2 separate regions of the Homo sapiens genome follow, and region 2 is linked to region 1. Evidence: chromatin loops called from intact Hi-C (ENCODE). Cell type or tissue: B cell. All regions are shown on one strand.

Region 1 (8,000 bases):
TCACTCCTCCAAGAAAACTACCCAGTCCAGAGGGACTTGCTTTTGCTATAAGTGGGTTAGATCTTGAGATAAGGAAATAGCAAAATGTTGGTGTAACATTGAGTGTGGAAATGTGGCCTGAGGGAAGTGAGTGCTGGCAGGAGCTGAGGACCCTGTTGGGAGGGGGCCGTGAAACCTTGGCATAGACCTCGCCAGCACAGCTGTTTGGAATGGAGGCAGGAAGGGCAGGGGAAAGCCATGAGAGAGGGAATTTTCAAGATGGTCAGTGTTCTCAATCCACAGCCATCACAGAAGAAACTAATGAAATATGGGTACAATCTGGAGATTTTTAAGTCTCTAAGAAGTGGAATTTGTGAGACGAAAGGCTTCCAGAAAGCCCTCTTTCTGACCTGGCCTCTACCCCTAGAGGGCCTTAGCCTTGCTGTGGGGAATGAAACTCTTCCCGGTTGTAGGGTTTTGGTGCTGTCCACCCCCAGCCCAGCCAGAAATGTGGCTTCTGTACTTCTGCTGCAGTTCAAGCCACTTTTCCAGGTATGTCCCATCTGAGTGGAGATGGGGCTGACGGCAGGCCACAGGGCCAAGCTCGGGCACGGGGCCGGTAGCTGGGACTGAGGCTGCACTGCTGATTAATGGGCAGGGAGGCACTTTGTGAAACGTGCAATACCCTTTGACGGCCTTTTCCGGGGGACTCGCAGCTTTCCTCGTGTCTTTTCAGCAATATCACATTTGATTTTACCTTTAAAATGTATTGATGAAGCTGCATGATTGGAAAAGGTGCTGGGGGAGATGAATCTCTCCTACTTTCCGTTCTGTTTCCATTACTTCAGGGGTGTGTACGCATGAGTATACACGTGTGCGGGCGTGCTGTATTAGAGAGCCCAATTTCCTTTATATACGTGAACTCCTCCCCCTAGTAGCCACCATTAAACATCCAACGGCTTTAAAATGGTTAGTGAGAAGTACACAACATAATGTCAGATGTGGCCCTGAGAGAGGCGTACTGCTCACTGCCCTGCTTTAACCCGTTGGCTGTTTAATGGTGGTTACTAGGGGCAGGAGTTCACGTATATAACAGTCATTTTTCCAAAGTTTCCAGCACCAAGGGTCCTCCTGCTCCTTACCACACTGCGGAGCCTTCTACATCTCTTCATACTGCTTTTCTTCCTTGATTATTTTTTGTTTCAAGTATTTCTTCCTCCCCCTTTCTCCTGGTGTCTCAGAGTTAGCAGGAAGCTGGTAATTAAAAGAAGACATGGGTTTTGAAATGCTGCTGTGGTAGCTCTTCCCCCCCCTTATCCATTTTACAACAGAAACAAAAAGACTCACTCCTTTTCTTTTGCTCCTCCCTCCAGCAGAGTAATGAAAGCAGAATGTTGTTTGCTTGTTTTTGTTTTTGAGTCCACTAAATCATTATTGTTACACTGACTAGCTGGGTGAACTTGGGCAAGTTAGTTCAAATTTCTGGGCCTCCTTTTCCTCATCTGTAAATTAGAAAAAGTAATGCCTAGTTCATAGAGTTGTGAGAAAGTGCACAAGGTAAGTCTAAGTGCCTTCCCCATCGTAGGTATGAAATGCGTGTTTCCTTCCACCTCTCATTTTACTTGGGTCTGTAGACCTAATAAGTGTTCCTTTTCATTGGATTTCAGTTTAATTTAATATGTTTTAAGCACCTAGTATGTGCCAGGTCTTGAGCACCAGGGTCTACACAAATACCAGATAGGTTTTCTCTCTTCAAGAGCAGCCTGGTGCTGAAACCAGGAATGTGATAAACGGTCGCACAACAGTGTGAAAGGTGTCATGGGCACTGAGGGAATCTGGAAGAGGAGCACCTAGGATTCCTTGGGGACAGGGTGGGAGGGTAGAAGAATGTGTCCCTAAGGAGATGACAACTGGTCAAGAGCGTTAAAGGGTGTTGGCGATGGGAGAAGGGTGTTCTGGGAAGAGAGGAGCATGTGTATGGAAATCGTTGTGTGTTCCATGGGAGAGAAGGAGCGTCGGCCACCGATGGGGGATGAGGTTGAGTGCCTGAGAAGAGTCTAGATCAGGAACAGCATCGTATGTTACAGTGGAGACTTGGTTTGAAAACTACTGAAAGCCATTAATGGAGTTTAGGAGCATCATGAGATGATAAAGATTTTACCTGCAGCACATCAAGCCAGCTCTAAGAAATCCTGTGTACACAAATTGCCTCTTTCGAATCAATGTGAAGTCAGAGAGCCCACAGGCCAGCAGTCCAGTTCTGCCACTAATTAGTTTTGCCGCATTAGGGAAGTCACTTACTTTCCGATGGTCTGAGTTGCCACATCTCCGAAATTAAAGTGTTGGAGTAGGTGACACCCATGTTTCCTCCCAGCTATAACAGCAGCCTATGACTCTGTGATGATGTCACTGCTTTTTGGCGCTTGTTTCATAATTCCTAGAGTTAACTTATTAAAATTGCTGTGCAAGCATGATGACTGTCCCCTAGTAAACATCAAGTGTTCTTCTTCATATGTTCCATATGAAAATTAGCTTCTTGGGCCAGGCGCAGTGGCTCATGCCTATAATCCCAGCAATTTGGGAGGCCAAGGCAGGCGGATCACGAGGTCAGGAGATCGAGACCATCCTGGCTAACTACTAAAAATACAAAAAATTAGCCGGGCGTGGTGGCGGGCATCTGTAGTCCCAGCTACTCAGGAGGCTGAGGCTGGAGAATGGCGTGACCCCAGGAGGTGGAGCTTGCAGTGAGCCGAGATCGCGCCACTGCGCTCCAGCCTGGGGGAACAAAGCGAGACTCCATCTCAAAAAGAAAAAGAAAAAAAAGAATATTAGATTACTAAAATGTGTGATGATGTAGTGCAGTAAACTGAGAGCGTTGATTTCTTTGTAGTCTTGCCTAAGTCAGAGAGTATTTGTGTGACTTGGAATAAGTCATTTTACTTCTCTGGATCATTATTCCCTATCCTCCACTGACTACCAGTTATAAAAATGGGTACACTGAGGTTAGACTAAGATTTGACACTTAGAGTTCACGGAAGTTTGTTCAATGGCTATCAAGAACTTCTTCCAACTGCTAACAAGTACATAAAGAAGATTTAAATTTAAAAAGTGTTTAGATCAGAACAGAAAAAATTGAGTATCTTATGTAAAAGACAGGCTGATTTCATCCACCCCCACCGTCCCCACAAAAACTAGGCAAATGTCATTTTAACTTCATTTCTAAAGTGAAATATGATTTCAGATTGGAGTCTCTGTCTACTTTCCTTTTTGTTTTTTAAATAACCGGTCTTGTTTTCTTAGAAAAAAATTCATGCATATCAAAAATATCTAAAACTTCAGACTCCGCAAAGGACAAAAAAATTAGAAACAGAAAACATACACAATTGTATTCACCCAAAGATAAATTTATCATGTTGGACCCATATTTTTCTTTATATTTTTTCTCAAAATAACTGGATCAAACCATACATCCTGTTATACAATTTGAATAAAATATGCATCATACATTAATATACTAAAAAATATTAATGTTCTTCTCAGATTCAGGCAAAAATGAAATGATGAATTCCAATGTGATAGAATGCAAATGTGTGCAAAGTGATGGAGATACCCAAGAAAGGAGCTGACAATTGCATCTTAAAGGATGTCAAAATTTGCCAGGCAGAGAAGGGCAGAAAATATTTACCAGATATAAGAAAGAAACCACTAGAAACTGGCCAGTTGGAGACCTGGAGAAGTCTAGTTTGCCTGGCTGGTGTGGTGAGTGGGAGGGAATTCAGCAGGAGGTGAGCAGGGGGCGATGGGTCCTCTTTCTTTGACAGGCTTCAGAGGATGGAATTTGTTTTGTTGACAGTGGAGAACCAGGGACTTCATAGAATCAATTACTGCTTTATTTTAAAACAAATGAAACCGAGTGACCACAACCAAGATTCTACTTTGATCTTCTGTTAAAAACACATTTTGAAAAATTCAGGTGTTTTTGAAAATCTTCATATACAAGCCAAGCACAGTCACCAGGAACTTTCTCAGAAGCTTCTCATCACCTCAGCGGAAGCCTTTTAATACACGTTTTGGAGTTCTTTAGTGGCCTGCCTTAATACACAGGGCATTCAGTAACTCCAGCAATGGCAAATTCATTGTAAAGAGCACCCTGGGTAGAAGCTATTTTGGCCACACTCTCAGAGAGGAAGGAATGTGTTTGGCCCTGCTAGCCTGCGGGAGGGCTCTGATGAAGAAAGCGATGGAACCTAGCATTGCCATTTGTTTATTTAAACGAGTTTTTTTTTTTAACAGCTCATTGGCTCCACCCAGTGGGCAAGTGCTAGAATACAGCTTGCAGAGTCTTGCAGAGCTTTGAAGGATGGATCCAACTCAAATGTCTTTCCTGATGTTTCTGATCTGCTATTTCAACCATACATTCCCTTTATGAATTTAAGAGGCATCCCAGGAAACAGTTTTTATCCTGCATCTCAGTGACCTTGAATAAGTACCCTGTCCTCTCTGAAACTGTTACTCTGCTACTTAAAAAAAAACTCTGCCATATTTCTAGTGTCCATACTCTCTCAGTGGCATAATTGTTCTAGTATTTGCCCATTGTACCTATAATTCAAACTGGCATCAGTCTGGATAAAGAAAAAAATCTGGCATTTTGAAAATTCATGAATGACTGCAACCACCTATAATTATATATGTCAATTAATATATGCCAGTATTATCCGATTGCATATTCATAAGACTATCTTAGAGGCTTTAACCTACAATCACATGGTGTAGTAGAAAGAGCAAGCCTTTGCGGTCAGATAGACCTGAGTTTAAACCGTAGACCTGCAGCTTTCTATGTGACCTGGTAAGGTACTCTCCTTCCCTGAGGGTTTTTCCTCATCAATACAGTAGAGATGGCAAATCTTACTTCACAAAGTATAATATCTGTATAGCAGTAGACACTGGGACTGGCAAACAGCAGGCCTCTGTTTAATAAAAGCAGCGGTTACTGTTGAGCATTCTGTACCTTACCCATTTACCTTGAGCAAATAGCTTCTGCTCTGAAACTGGGATTCTTCCTCTGTCCATTGGAGGTCATAGTTCCCTGTCTTAGAGTTATACAGATGCAATGGTATAACCACCCCAAAGCACCTGGCATCTTATAGATATTTAACTATAGCTAGCTTCTTTCTTTTCAAAAGTACAGACCTATTGCAAATAATTAAGTTATAAAGCTAAAATTCTGTTTATCCCATGAACACACTTTCTCTCTCCCTACTTCTCTTTCTGTCTCTCTCAAACACACACACACATGCTCTTGTTGTATTCCCATCTTGTTTTCCTTGTCTGTGTCATCAAGAGTTAAGCCAAAAGCTGGGTGCAGTGGTTCACACCTGTAATCCCAGCACTTTGGGAGGCCAAGATGGGTAATGCTTGAGCTCAGGAGTCTGAGACCAACCAGGGCAACATGGTGAAATCCTGTCTATACAACAAACTTAAAAACTAGCCAGGTGTGGTGTTGTGTGCCTATAGTCCCAGCTACTCAGGAGTCTGAGGTGGGTGGATAGCTTGAGCCCGAGTGGTTGAGGCTGCAGTGAGCTGTTGCCACTGCACTCCAGCCTGGGCAACAGCAAGATCCTGTCGAAAAAATTAAAAATTGAAAAAATTAGATATACACATAGATTTGTAACTTCCTGTATTAATAATTATAGAGATGCAAAAGTGCCTAGATTCTGCCTTGTCTATTGTTATTTCTTTAACCAGCACATCTGTATGGTTTTCGAATAGAACGCTTCTCTGAACACCTTGGCACTCCCACACTCAGTCTCCTTTTTCTCGATGTTTCCTATTATATAAGGTGTGGCAGTCCAGGTCAGTATGCAAGAGATGTAGTAGCTGCAGTCAGCTCTGCAGCAGGTAGAACTTGGAAGATCGTTCATCTAACTAAAGTGACATGAAACTTGTCTTCTCAAGATGCTAAATGGCACAGGGCTCATTACTAGCCTGCTCCTCAGACCATCCTTGGAGATGAAAGAGGAGCCACTACCCTGGCACAGTGCCAGGGGCAGGGGCTACAAAGATGAAAGCACATGGGGCGATTCAATGAGTGCTTCTTTTTCCTGGCACTTAGTAGCGCCCAGTCTAGCAGGGCCAACAGACATGTCCAGAGCCCCAGTACACACACACACACACAGAGATGTACAAATTCATACACTGCATGTAAGAATCAATGTGTGCACAGGAGGAGAGAGTGGCTACCTCCACAGCGAGTGGGGCAGGAGTGCGGGAAGGTCTCCCAGCAGGTAAAAGTCACCTTACCTGAGGTGGAAAAATGAGTGGCAATTTGACAAATGAAGAGGGGCAGGCGCAGGATGTGGTAGCAGCGGACCATAGGCATGGGACTCAACCTGTGCGGAGCCCCAGGGGTAGAGAAAGGATGGCTATTCGGGATCTATAAATACCCACAAGAGCCAGGCAGGTGACGCATGTCAGACACTTTGGTGTATTATTCATTTCTATTTTTAAAAATGTCCTCCTTCCTGCTTTTCTTGACTTATACCCACTTATCCTTTATTTTTCCATCTTTGATTGAAACTTAAATCTTTCCCTACTCGAAGAAAACTAGCAGTCCAAATCCAATTACTGTATCAGTTCATAAGTGCTACATGGCTCCTGCTGGGAAGTCAGGTGGGAGTGGCAAGGACTGGGGCAAACTGGAGAGCAAATTCTTCTGCTGAAGAGGACAGCCATTCTTCAACTCCAGTTGTTCAGAAGCTCCAAATCTTGCAATTTCTCAGAAAAAGCAAGCAAGCAACCTGAATTTTGATACATGAGTCAAATTTTTAAACAGTGCCTTAATGGAAAAAAAAAATTCTGCAGAACAAACAGATGGAACATACCCTCATGCTAAGCCTTATTCATGGACCATGCTTGCAAGCTTTCATTTACAGGCTCTCGAGATTCCAAGAGCATTTTCAGGATCCTTCACCAAATCGTTGCTCTGCTTATAGTTTCTCCTAACCATCCTTTTCCCCTTGCTTTCCAGAAAGAAATGACGAGCAGGATGTGTCACTAATGCTCCACCTCACCCTTTGGAAGAAAGGAAAGCTGTTTCCTCCTGGTGCCCTGAGCGGGCAGGAGGTGGACCACCCTGGCTGAAATGACACACCTACTCCCAGGAACAGCAGAGGTGGAGGCAAGCAGTGACTCCTGAGAGACATTCCCCACTCACTTTGTGTGCTCTTAACCTTCTGAGTGCTGCTAGCCCAGACCTGTGGACGAGGCAGACCACAACGTGAAAGAAGGACCAGCCCCTTGACCGTTCTGGCTGGGGAATTGTCCACGAGGAAGCCTCTGCACTTCCACACATGGCACAGTTCTGCCTGTGACCTGCCGCCTAAGCTTTACTGGAATTCAGGTTTTGAGACTGAGATGCGTGTTCGTATTTTTCCACTTATCTGTCTTGTCAGCTGGCCGACTTCTCTGTGATTGGTTTTTTAAGTGCCGGGTGAATTTTGGACCTCTGGATGTGCAGCAAGTTTTTATGCAATAAGCCTTCCTTTCAGGTCTCTAAAAGCTCCTGCTCTGATCTGTGGTTTAACACTGTGCAGGGCTGTGGAGCTCTGAGACACCTGAACCCCTACCCATCCCCTGCACCTCCCTACTCTCCCTGCCGAGGCGTCCATAGCATTTCCCTAATAAATAGTTTTATCAGGGACACTCCATGGGGTGGCTTGTCTCTGCCCCAAACAGGGTCTTCACGTTCTAACTGCAGGGAAGAGACTGGTTACTAGCGTAAAGCTGACAAGTTACCAGTTCACCTGATCAGAATGTATTTTTTATAACCACCATCATTCCTTGTCTCTTCAGTGGAAGATATTCTTTCCTGTTTCCCAGAAGAGAGAAATAAAAGTCCTAAATAACTAAGAATGATCAGCGGGAGCGTTGGGCATGATTACTGCAGTGTTTGTTCTTTATTAAAGACAGGGAGTCGTGGCTGTCTCTACATAATACTAACATTTCAGTGAAAAAAGTACAAT
Region 2 (8,000 bases), 110 kb before region 1:
TAAGAATATAAAATAACATGCTACGTGTGAAGCCCCTGACACAATGCTAGGACATAGAGCAGTAAGCTTTAAACGTTAGTTCCCTCAGTATCACAGCCTCAGTGTGATACAATAGACTCATCAGGTAAATCAAGGTTAGAAAGAACTAAGGATCAAAAGTCCATAATTATCTCAAGCATTTGGCTGTGGAGTTGATCATCCATGTTCCCTTCATCTTTTGCTATAGCTTGGGGAACAAATGAAAGGAAAGGTAGACATTCATGGGATGAGATTGGCGTTGCTTGGCCTTGACAGCTAGAATCAGGAAGGAGTCTCTAATAGAACTTTAGAAGGCATTTCACAGGCATAGCACAAGTGGCCTGCACAAAGCCAGTTCCATCTTCTTTCTGCTGCAGGATGCAGCACCCAGCATAACATTCGGTATAAAGTAGACACGTGGTGAACTACTACTGTAGTGCAAGTGTAAATGAATTGAAGGATGCCACATAGTTCATATTAAAAAAAAAGATGTATTCCCAAAAATTGGGAGGCAGTTGAATTTTTTGTCACTTGGCTAACATCTTCATTTCTCTGAGAGTTCAATATTTAAACAAAACTTGGCGAAGAGGCCTTTTATTATGTGAATATCTCCTTAGTGATGTGTCTAACTGAACCTTAGTTCAGGCCTTTTGTGATTAAAACATTCGTCGTCACAGAGACTGGAGCCAGAGTTGTTAGTTCTTTCTCAGGAAAAGAAATAACCATTATTCAAAAGCAGCAATAGGCTTTTGATGTTTCTACATCATCCAGCCCAGGTCGTCAGGACTGGAGAGCAGCGAAGAATTAAGGGAGAAGCTGCAGCCAAGAGTCAGGTGTTCATTGTGTTGCCCACCCCCTGGATCATATCCCTTGACAATCCGCCGGCAATGGGAGGCTCCTGCTTAGTCTCTGGTGCAGCTGAAGATTACCCTAATGCCTGATGTGACAGCACAGTGGGGCCTCAGTGTCTGGGGACCACTGAGAATTACTTGTGGATCACTCTCTTCAATACCTCCTTGATTGCTTGACCCAGCCTGGGAATTCTACTACAGTTAACAGGAAGAAAAGAAGTTGCTAAATATTGCGGACTTACCTATTATGGCCCTCAGATAAGCCATCCATATTTGGCATCTCAAAGTGGAAAAGAAAAAGCCTGCAGCCAGGGGCATTTGTCTTCCCATGTTTTTGAAGAGAAATGTGAGCAAATGTGTCAACGAGGTACCAGAGTCGCTAGAAACTACCTGTGGGCAGTAGCTGTCAAGGCACATGGGATGGCTGCTGGCTTTTTTCTGTTTTCCAGAAATAGTGTAAAGTCCCAGAGCTCATCTTCAGTTCTGATTTAAATCTGCTCCTCTCCTTACGTAAGCTCTCCCTATGTAAGCTTGGCAAACCCTGAACTTCTCTGAGACTACCTCCCCATCTAGAAGGTGACGTGGGAAAAATAATAATACCTGCTTTGTAAGGTTATCAGAATTAAGTGACGTAATGCACATAAAGTGCTTAGGATGTTCCTGGTAGAGAATTAAATGCTGAAAAAATTTTAGCATAATTTCCCTTTTCAAAGTGATATAAAAAGGAAAAACCTCTGATTTATTACAGCTTTTACTGCTTGATTACATAGGAGAATTTTGCCTTCAGTACCTTTGCACATTTATTTACCAGCTGAAGAAAAAATGGAGAGACGCTATTGATCATGTCACAGTTCCAGTGATCTCAGAAAAGAAATAATTTTTTACATCCATTAGAATATCAGTTGATCAAAATTTGAATACCAACTAAGAGTGATACATTCCACTTTTAAAATAAGGTGGTAATTCCAAAGCTTAAAATACAGTAATAATTATATTAACTAGCATTTATTACTTATTCTGGGCCAAGCAATATGCTAGGTCTTTTATTATATTTTTTCTAATCCTCACAGCAGTCCTGGTTAACCATCATTATTATTATCCCTATTTTCAAATGAGGAAACTGAGATAAATTTCTTCTTTCAAAGTCACCCTCCTAGTAAGTGGTTGATCCAGGTTTAGAATCCAGACTTGCCTAACTACAAAGCTACAGAGTTTTTTAAGCTGCATTTGATGAAATTATAACCTTTCCTCTCTCTAAAAACATAATAACTTAAAAACAAGATGAAAGTAGTGTCTATAATTCCCTGTTTTCTGGAAATGATAAAGATTAAATTGGGATAAAGTATTTCTTTTCAAGTAGAAAAATTTAGGCCCACTTTTTCATATATGTACCTATTTAAAGTACAGATGTACTTGTGAAGATATCTTTATGATTAACTTGAAAAAATTTACTGCCTTCCCTTCTAATACCCGAGCTCCATTTACAAATGACATCTGAAGAGGTGGAAGAAAGCAGGTTGATGTGGGGTATTTTATCTTTTCCTTCCTTCCTTCCTTTCTTCCTTCCTTTCTTCCTTCCTTCCTTCCCTCCCTCCCTCCCTCCCTCCTTCCTTCCTTCCTTCCTTCCTTCCTTCCCTCCCTCCCTCCTTTCTTTTTCTTTCTTTCTTTCTTTTTCTTTCTTTCTTTCTTTCCTTCCTTCTTTCCTTCCTTCCTTCCTTCTTTCCTTCTTCTTTCTCTCTCTCTCTTTCTTTCTTTTCCCAGAGGACAGGGGTTGCAAAGGCAGAGGTTTCCATTTACTGGAATGTCACAGGAGGTGCAGAACATCTGCCATGGCCTTGTGCTCTTGAAATATTATGCCATATAATGTTCTTAGATGGGGCTCAGAGAGAACATGCTGTGGTTGATTATGATATCTGCATAGGTGCAAGACTAAAGAATGTGTATCATACATATGCCATTCATGCTCTTCACTGTTCTGAAAGGATAATTATTGACAGCCCAAGGAGAAGGCCAGTCATGTGTACATTGGTTTTCTGAAGTCTAACAACTACCAGGGCTAATAAAGCTATTGGGGCATGATCAGGAAGTATGCTAAAACCAAACCAAAATGTTACCTTCTTATCAAAACCCTGATGGTGAGTCTTGAAATCAGAGTGCCCAGCCCTTGGGGCAACTCAAGGTGGGTGTATGAGAATAGAAGACGGTCCAGGGTATGGTCTCTAAGATGATTAAGAAATTGAAAAGTAGGGGTTCCTGATTGGACTAACTTGAATTCTTCAGGAAGAGGGAAAAAGTGAAAAGCTGTAAAATCATAAAGGGAAGATGGCAAATATGGTTGGGTATTTTCCCCAACTAAATCCTGATATTTAAGAATACCTTTCGCAGTTTGAGAAGGTTCAGTGATAGACCAGTAAAAGAAAGGAAGAAATCGTTTATGTATGTTTGGAAACTTAAAAACTTGTTACTTTCAGTGTGGTATAGACTACAAATAATAGAGTACAGGATGAATAATGTAATAGAGATCTGGACTACAGTCCCAGAGTGAGCTATTGGGAGAGTTGATGTATATTTGGTGGCACGTTCCTGACTGTTGAGCTTGGTGTCAAATACCCTTAAGCTTCAAGATGCAGTGGGAAGACTAGACATAAGGACTGGCCCTGCTGCTTTTCAGTTGTGTCACGCAGGGCAGTAGTTCTCAAAGTGGGTCCTAGACCAGCAGCATCAGGATCCCTTGGGAACTTATTAGAAATGCAGTTATAGGCTTCACCCTATATTTAGTGAATCAAAAATTCTGGAAGTGGCCCAGAAATCTGTGTTTTAAAGCTCTGTAGGTAATTCTGATTCAAGCTAGAGTTTGAGACCCACTTGTCTGGGGCGAGCAAATTCTGCCTGAGCCTTATTTTTCAGATATATAAAATAATGATACTAACACTTATCCCACAGGGCTGTTACTTTGAAAAAATTATTTACTTGAGACATTGTGGTTATGGTAGCAGATGAGACAGGCCCAGACCTCATGGAACTTACATTTCAGTCAGGAAAACAGGCCCCATGCCAGATGGTGCAATGAAAGGAGCTAACGTGGAGAACTAGCACAAAAGTGCTGAGAGAGCTCAAAGTCAAACTGGGCTGGCAAAGCAACAATATAATATTATAACAAGAGCCGGAAGCCACTGCCACCTTAGGCTTGCATGAGGGAAGTCAGAGAGGGTGTTACCAGGGCTCAGGAGCCAGGGGCAAAGAGGGGAGGTCCCTTGGAGCCAAGGTGAATAGCAGTACTGCCTGACCCGAAAGGGCAGGGTGGGAGGTAGAAATACCTGGCTGTCTGCTTCCCTCCTCCAGTCTCCTGCCAATGCTTCCCACTGTCTTTGGCAAAGGAGCCTGGGAAACACGTTTTGCTGAGGAAAGATAGAGAACGGATCTGAGAGCAAGTAGGCAAATAACTGGCTTATGGAGAAAACAGATAAAACGCAAATAAATATATGACATAATGTCAGATAAGGATAAGTTCTATGAAGACAATTAAAGTAGGAAAACGGAATTAGGATGCTGTAAGATTTAAATAAGACAGATGAACAACAGTCAGTGCTCCTCAAATTTTCTGTGGTTTCAGAACCCCTTCATATTCTTAAAAATTACTGAAAATCCTGATCTTTTGTGTATGTGGGTCATATCTAGCAACAGCTAACAATATTAGAAATTAAAACTAGGAAAATTTAAAAATATTTATTAATTGAGAAAGTAATAAGCCCATTACATGCTAACAAAATAACTTTTTTTATGAAAAATAACTACATTTCCCAAAACAAAAAAATTTTTGAGTAAAGAGAGTAATATTGTTTTACTCTTCACAAATCTCTTTAACGTCTGGTTTAACAGAAGGCAACTGGACTCATATCCGCTTCTGCATTTTCAGTCTATTGTGGTTTATTGTTTTGATTCATGTCAGGGCTGACATGAGTATGTGGTTGGAAAGGGGAGGATTTTGTGTACCTTTGAAAGGGTCCTTAGGGATCCATACAACACTGAGAACACTGCTGGGGTGGGGAGGGAGTCCTTTGTACCTAGTAGGCACTAGACTATGTTGGTTGAAACAAGACAAGCGACAATTGCATTACGAATTTCACAATATAGTAGTCCCCCTTTATCTATGGTTCTGATTTCCTCTGTTTCAGTCACCTGTGGTCAACTGTGGTCTGAAAATATTAAATGGAAAATTCCAGAAATAAATGATTCATAAGTTTTAAATTGCACACTGTTCTGAGTAGCATGATGAAATCTTGCTCTGTCCTACCTGGGACAAGAACCTTCCCTTTGTCCAGCATACCCACACTGTAGACTCTACCTGCCCATTGCTCATTTAGTAGATATCTGGGTTATCAGTTAACCTTTGCAGTATCACAGAGCTTGTGTTCAAGGAACCCTTATTTTCCTTAATGATGGCTCCAAAGTGCAAGAGTAGTGATGCCAGCAATTCAGATATGCCAAAGAGAAGCCATAAAGTGCTTCCTTTAAGTGAAAAGGTGAACATAAGGACTTAAGGAAAGAAAAAAATTGTAGGCTAAGGTTGCTCAGATCTATGGTATGAATCTTCTGCCTGTGAAATTGTGAAGTAAAAAGAAATTTATGCTAATTTTCTTGTTGCCTCTCAAACTGCAAAAGTTATGGCCACAGTGCATGGTAAGTGCTTAGTTACGGTAGAAAAGACATTACATTTGTTGGTGGAAGTCATGAATCAGGCCGCACAGCAGGAGGTGAGTGGCCAGTAATGGAGAATTACTGCTTGATCTCAGCCTCCTGTCAGGTCAGTGGCGGTGTTAGATTCTCATGGGAGCACGGACCCTATTGTGAACTGCACATGTGAGGGATCTAGATTGCTCACTCCTTATGAGACTCTAACTAATGCCTGACGATCTGAGGTGGAACAGTTTCATCCTGAAACCAACCCTAACCCTGCTGTGGAAAAATTGTCTTCCACAAAACTGATCCTTGGTGCCAAAAAGGTTGAGGACCGCTGCTTTATGGTATTTACCCACCAGTACTGATGGCATTTCACATCAGTATTCACAGTTATGTGGTCTCCTTATCACAGAGTTTTTGGGAGCACCAAAGGAAAGATGCTAATTGATCTTTAAAAAAAAAATGAATCTTCTGATTTCCTTAGCACTATGTTCACCCTAACCTAATGAGCTAATTCAGACTAGATGCGTAACTGGTGGGACTTGATACACACACAGAAAATATCTTAAAATTGAATGAATATTTTATAATTATTGTGCCATACATTAGAGAGTGGTGGACCACCACCAGTTATTCACCTTGCAAATTTTATGCAACAAATATTCAGGCTCAGGAGAGCTTTCTATAATATCCAGGTCAGAGTAGTCATGAATTTCTTCCCATCATCCATTGATACGTATTCTTATAGAGTACCAAACATCAGCCAAGACCCAAGTAATACAGTAAGGTAGCTATTATGGAAAAAAAAAAAAAAGAAGGAATCATTTAGAAAGTATTTGTTCTCAGAATTATTATCTATGACTCTGCTCTTTCCATCTACATAGATAATTGAATTCAGCATTAACTGAGCCCCATGACAAGGGCACTGTGATGTAGTTGAACATCAGTCAGCATTAAAGAGACATGGCCACATTGCTTCAACCTGCAGATGGGCAGATATGTATTGCCCACTGTGGACAGACTCATTTCTGAATGGGATTTATAGAACATCTTATGCTACATGAAATGTGTTTTACTGCTAGGGTGAGACCAATCTTACACCTGCCTTGCTAACCAGGTTTTGTCATATCTAGATTTTGTTTTAGACAGTTACTGTAATAATGATGTCTACCATTTTCTCTCCACTGTAGGTTAACTAGGTGCTTTACATTGCTACCTTACCTCTCACAACAGCCTTACCCCCCACCACCGGGCCCACCCCCAAAGCATGACAGGCAAAACAGCCTTTTGCCTGTTTTCCCAATGAGGGAACTGAGCCTCGGAGAGGTTACAAATGTTGCACAGGTCACAGCTTATAAAGGTCCATAGTAGGTCTTTCTGGCTCCATTCCATTTTTTTTGCTATGCCAGAGACATCTGTGATAGGAGTATTCTGGGCACATATATGCATACCTTTGCATAAAACACAAACATGAATATATTCAAAGACAGCATGAGAGGGGGAAAAAGTAAAAGGATAATTTGAAGAAGCAAAAGGTTTTGCTTCTCTGTGACACCAAAGCATGAGGTCCCTGCAGAAGAAATCCTGCATGGATGAAATAAAGAGATTTCAAGTCATGGCTTTGCTACTTTCTCATTGTGTCTTGAATACTTGGAATTTGACTCATGGTCTGCTGAAACTAAAAAGATTTGTGCCAATGGTAAAAACCTCCCATAATAAGGTAAGACAGATGAGATGGTTCAATAATTTGTGTTTATGGTGAATGTTGAGTGTGTATATGTATGTGTGTATGTATGTATGGTATGTCTTTTAAAGATAAAAGTCTCACCGGCTAGGAAGAGAAGGAGGAAAAAAATAAATGATTATTAGAGTATGACAACTAGCCTTGTAGTTTCACAATTAAGAAATGAGCAGACCAATATAATTCAATGTCTGTAACATTTAATTTCCAGTCCAGTATATAAAGGTAGATTCTGTTTGCCTTTCCTCTTTACTCCTCAGTCTGTTAACCTTGTTTCCTCCCCTGTAACCTCAGGAAACCTAGGTCTTCAGGTTGCTGTAAGGTCTTAATAGGATAATGCATGGGACTTTGCGTGTAGAAAATGTTCAATAAATATTCACTAATATTATTGCTAATAATATTGTAAGTACCATATTTCTGCAAAGGAGCTGTTGTGTTTTTCTCCCATAGTAGAAGCTACACATATCAATAAACCGTTGAGGCTCCCAGAAGTAAAGACCCCAGAGGCCCTAAGTCTCTTTCAACAGGTAAGGTCAGTGGTAGGTTCCTGGACTTGCTGCTGAGGTGGACTTTTCGGCCATGGTTTCTCAGTCACCCCTCAAGGAGTTGACACTTTGGGGCCCATGAAGTTTTTTAGCCCTAAAACATGTTGACTCTTTAAATGGCTGTGGAATCTGGCTGCCCTTATCAGTCTACAGCGACTCACGGGG

Evidence for each region. Peaks named below come from ENCODE experiments on the same cell type or tissue, not always from the same donor. Only the 100,000 strongest peaks of a DNase experiment are listed, where the experiment ranks them.
Region 2: it touches region 1 in a loop (2.7-fold over the local background); 8 of 110 quality-filtered maps call a loop at or near these places.

Annotation. Positions count from the first base shown.
Region 1 is chr9:27,329,623-27,337,622 of GRCh38, reverse strand. It overlaps MOB3B (MOB kinase activator 3B), which reads left to right. Exons shown (of 4, transcript NM_024761.5): 4 at 7,007-8,000. The coding sequence ends at 7,036. Among named protein-coding and RNA genes, the nearest start is that of EQTN, 36 kb to the right of the region's middle. In B cell, CTCF peaks have their summits at 4,113 and 4,314 (motif pointing left); a DNase peak (open chromatin) is centred at 4,252.
Region 2 is chr9:27,438,743-27,446,742 of GRCh38, reverse strand. The region is part of intron 2 of MOB3B (MOB kinase activator 3B); the gene reads left to right. Among named protein-coding and RNA genes, the nearest start is that of IFNK, 82 kb to the left of the region's middle. In B cell, no CTCF peak of the experiment used is centred here; a DNase peak (open chromatin) is centred at 4,872; H3K4me3 peaks cover 560 bases; H3K27ac peaks cover 2,828 bases.